Linked DNA regions of Homo sapiens: region 2 is linked to region 1. A link is a loop called in an ENCODE intact Hi-C map of the cell type or tissue named here. Cell type or tissue: endothelial cell of umbilical vein. All regions are shown on one strand.

Region 1 (2,500 bases):
TCAACAGGAAGATGAACAGAGGATTCAAGATGATACACTCAAATGAAAGTAAAGGGATAGGATAAGGGATATAGGTTATTATCGAAGTTCCAGCTTTTGTTTTAAATAGGGGGTTCGTGTGTGTTTATTATTTAAAATAAGCAATTTAACAAATAAATGAAAATATATTTGCAGGAAGAGCTGATCATGAGAAAATTGGCAAAATTAATTCAATTATGTGTACTTCAGAACCAAACTAAAAATATATATTATTAAAAACAAACTCTTTGTAAACTATCTGACCACATATAAGGGTAGTAAATACAGAACTGGCATTACAAAAATAATAATCTAGATAATCAAACTAAAAAGTTACCACAGCATACAGGACAAAATGGGAGAGAAGAAACATTTGAAGCCAGGAAGAAAGATAAGTGACGTATAAAATCCAAATAATGTAGTTTTAAATGAAGATGAGGAAAAGAGTGGAAGAAAAATTCCTGAGAACACAGATTTCAGACGAAAAATCCTAGGCAGGACCATTAAAAAGATACATACATAAACACACGCAAGTGAAATTTCTGAACTCTTAAAAACAAAGAGTAAAATCTTACAAGGTAACACAGAGAGTTAACTTATCTGGAAAAAAAAAAAAAGCAGAGTGGCATCAAACCATCAAAAAGCATTATACAACAGACCAAAAAACACAGTTAAAATTAAATAGTTAATTAAAAAAAACTAGCTACTAATAATGCATCTGCAACACTAAGAAAATTCATCACCTAGAATTACAATTCTATATTATCCCAACAAAACTAGGAATACCATAAGAAAAAACATGCTAAAATGTCTTACCTAATTTGGGGCAAATGGGTGGAGAAAAAAGTTAATTTTTTATGTTACCGAAAAAAGCTATTAATGTTTTATATTATCAAAATTTTATATTATAAAAATATATTTGTTTAAAATTAAAAGAGCCAAAATTGAAAAGAAAACGTTAAAGACAAGGGTGGGGGTGGTGATACAATGAAAATTTGGTCTATCCATCAAAACTGAATGGAGAAAACAAGACTAATAAATGGATAATCAGATGACAATAAAAAGATTAAATTTATCAGTTATCACCACATGTGCATGGTTAAATTCTAAAAGACAAAAACACAAGTTTGGATTGAATCCATTAGAAATACAAAGAGAAACTGCCCAGTACTTCGGGAGCCCAAGGCAGGCTGATCACTCGGGGTCAGGAGTTTAAGACCAGCCTGGCCAACACGATGAAACCCTCTCTCTAGTAAAATTACAAAAAGTAGCTGGGCGTGGTGGTGTACACCTGTAGTCCCAGCTACTCAGAAGGCTGAGGCAGGAGAATTGCTTGAACCTGGGAGGCAGAAGTTGCAGTGAGCTGAGATTGCACCATTGCACTCCAGCTTGGGTGAGAGAGCAAAACCCCGTCTCAAAAAAAAAAGCAGGAAATAAGATCAGCATCTGGCAAACACTACTGACGACAAAACAAGCAGGGATAAAAAAAATGGCATGTCTACATACATATATATATATGTACATACATACACACACACACACACACACATACACACACACACACACAGATTTAGGACAAAACTTTAGACCAATAAATACAGAAACCTAAATGAAATTTAGAATTTTCTAGAACTAAAAAAATTTAAAATTTGACCCTAGAAAAGATAGAAAATTTAAAAGACAATAAGCAAAATTTGGAAACTTTACCTAAAATTTGCTCTAAATGAGCAGCTCAGCCCTGATACAGTCATGTTCACCAAATCTTCAAAGTAACAAGTACCTCAGTTGAACGCTATCTAATTTTTCAAATCAAAAAAGATCATACACCACCAATTTTGAATGACTCAACATAATCCTACACTAAACAATTCCAAAAGCACAGGAAAACACAGAAAGCCTTCTAATCATTTTATGAGCTAACCTTATCTTAATAGCCCTCATGGGCACACCAAACCTTGTAAGCAATCTCATTAAAGAATCCAAGGAGAACTGGTTCCAGGACCCCCAGAGGCCAAAATCTGCGAATGTCAAAGTCCCTTATATAAAATGGTATAATACTTGCATGTAACTTACACATCCACACATCCTCCAGCATACTTTAAATCATTTCTAGATTACTTATAATACCTAACACAATGTAAATGCTACATAAATAGTTGTTATACTGTATTGTTAGGGAATAATGACCAAAATGAGACTGTACATGTTCAGTACAGATGCAACAATGCTTTTTTTTTCCAGAATATTTTCAATCCACAGCTGGTTGAATCTATGGATTCAGAACCTGTGGATACAGAAGGCCAATTGTATACCAAATTCTAGGTTTAAATTTATTATATTAAATATAGAAACATATTTAAAATAGTAAAGCAACATGACCAAATGGGGTTTTATCAGGAATTCAAGGACAGCCAAAACGATACAACATTGTGGTTAAGAGCAGGGGCTTGTGTATCACATGACTTTTGAGTTTATCCAACCC
Region 2 (2,500 bases), 690 kb before region 1:
TGAAAATATGCAAATACTATTACATTTACACTTAATGACTTGGGTATTGAAAATAAAAACAAATTCCAGATATGGGTTGGCCCAATAGCTTACATTTTATCTAAGACCTATTCATTCAATAAATCAGCCCTTGGTCTTGAATAAAGCATTTAAAACTACTGATTACCAAAATTGATTACTGCCTTCTAGTAACAAATACCAGTTTCCAAATTAAATTTGTTGGCACAAAAATATATCAACAGGAAAATGTTATCATTCCATAAATATTCTGAACTGATTATTTCTCTGTTTATCTGCCAAGATTACAAATCATTGTTTGTTTCTATATCATTGATTCATTTCCTGACAACCAAAGATGTTTTAGAGATATCTATAACACACTTCAGTAGGAATTTTCTCTCCATCAACTTTTTCAAATGTCATGCTATCTGAATACATCTACAATTGGTGGTTGAGGTGGGAGAATCTCTTGAGCCCAGGACTTCAAGACTATAGTGGGCCATGATCACACCTGTGAAGAGCCACTACACTCCAGGCCTGGCAGCATAGTAGGATCCTATCTCTAAAAAGAAATAAATTAAAATAAAGACTAAAATTGGCTGTTGACAGGAAAAAAAAAATAACTCTCCATAGAATATTTATGAATGGGCCCAAGGAATGGAGAGGAAAGAGCATGTGATCAGATTAGAATCCCACAGAACATGCAATAGTCATATACTTGTATTTTTCCCAAACTCCTGTACTAGCAGAAAATTCATATCCAGATCACTATACTTCATGAAGACTGTAACAGGAAATTTTCAAAGCAGTGCTTTCGAAAAGTAATTTTGGATGACATCTCAAGTAGAATTGGAATAAAGCCAATCCCATAACTTAAATTTCAGAACAACTGTTTCTATCACTGTTTAAATATTCTGTACACAAAACATGTATTTATATATACTATTTTGAACACAAAACACAACTTAGTAACTCATAAGTAGAACATGCATGTTCTATAATTTTTAGCAACTTGACCTTTCATGCACAACTGTCCATATTCTTCAGGAAAATGCCCAGGTTTAGGGCAAAATGAAAAACTAGTGATCCTTGCTAAGGCTGAGTCAGCTTGGTTATAATGCTGATTTGTCCAACTGAACGAGCTGAACTACCTAAACAGGGATTTAAAAAAAATCACTATACAGAGAAGAACCCTGCTTCTGCCAAGGAAACGCTATCACAGATCCTCCAGTGAACAAGAATGAGTGTGTAACTCCTCTCTCCTTGTAAAAATATCTCAGATTGGTGATTGGGGCTCTGAGGCAAGACTCGGGGATTTAAATATGGTAAATGACTGTATAAGCTTAAAGCACCATGGACCATACAGAATGGATCACCACCATCCCTTTGACACCATTTTCACGAGTTCTTACAGACTGAGTAAATGAAAGCTGCTCTCAAAGCCCACTGTCTACCTTTCCAGCGTGTTGTTTATGTATGAACAGCAAGTTGTAATTAGTTGCTATAAAATATATCATTTTATTACTCTCCATCTTACTTTCTATTTTAGTTTTAAAACTGAAGTCCACAGAAAGCCCATATATTCCTCACATTTATCTAAGCATTCAAATAAAACAGTTACTCCTTTCAAAATCTCTGCAAATGATAAAGCAGTTGATTATCACAGGAAAGAAAATGTTTTTGAAATATTTTCAGATATTTCCTCTTACAGACGTTGACCTCAGATGTTAGTGGGAGAAATGGAAAGAAAGGCACGATAGCTTAGTCTCATGATATTTTTAAACAAGAGATTATGTAATATTTCAATAATAGCAAAGCAGAGACAATTACAACTTTAGTAGATATTAGTTTTTTAAGCAAACGATAGTTCTCCAGATTTTCAAAGAATTAGTAAATCTTTAAAACGAATACTAATCAAATATTTAGAATCACTCTATAAACACGTAAATTAGCACAAATTTATGCTGAATATTCAGCGCTTTAAAGGAAGCAAATCCTCAGATTTGATGTGATCATTAATATTGATTCATATATCGACTTACTCTCAGTAAGAAACTCAATAAATTTGTTTATAAAAAATAATATGGAATAAGAATAAACTTAAGAGCCTGCTATCAGACTTTCCAACCTCGAGTTCAAAAGACATATATTTCAGGATGTAGGCAAAAACACAGGTTGGCAAATACACATGAACACATAAACAAAAGAAAACTAAAAAAATTCTTTGTTTTTTAAGAAAAAATTTTGAGCATTAAAAAAGAGGTTCTTTTACTGATCTATTTGTCTTGACTTTGAGAGAAGAATTTATAGCAAGATATAAATCATCATTGTTTAAACAGCTAATAGGTCAGGTGGCTTGTAAAATGAATGTTTAAGAATGATATCAAACAGTAATATTTACTTTGTGATAATTTTAAAATTAAACCAATATAAAGTAAAAAAATTGCAACAAGTGCAAATCAATGCTTCTTTTATTTGAACAAGACTTAAAATCAGCTAA

Evidence for each region. Hi-C counts contacts between places; a loop is a spot of excess contacts. Peaks named below come from ENCODE experiments on the same cell type or tissue, not always from the same donor. Only the 100,000 strongest peaks of a DNase experiment are listed, where the experiment ranks them.
Region 2: it touches region 1 in a loop (15-fold over the local background); 3 of 110 quality-filtered maps call a loop at or near these places.

What each region holds. Positions count from the first base shown.
Region 1 is chr21:15,735,050-15,737,549 of GRCh38, reverse strand. The region is part of intron 1 of USP25 (ubiquitin specific peptidase 25); the gene reads right to left. Among named protein-coding and RNA genes, the nearest start is that of USP25, 6.3 kb to the right of the region's middle. In endothelial cell of umbilical vein, no CTCF peak of the experiment used is centred here; DNase peaks (open chromatin) are centred at 1,199, 1,449 and 1,929; H3K4me3 peaks cover 358 bases; H3K27ac peaks cover 1,100 bases.
Region 2 is chr21:16,423,347-16,425,846 of GRCh38, reverse strand. The region is part of intron 5 of MIR99AHG (mir-99a-let-7c cluster host gene); the gene reads right to left. Among named protein-coding and RNA genes, the nearest start is that of MIR99A, 110 kb to the left of the region's middle. In endothelial cell of umbilical vein, no CTCF peak of the experiment used is centred here; DNase peaks (open chromatin) are centred at 226 and 1,386; H3K4me3 peaks cover 1,389 bases; H3K27ac peaks cover 2,500 bases.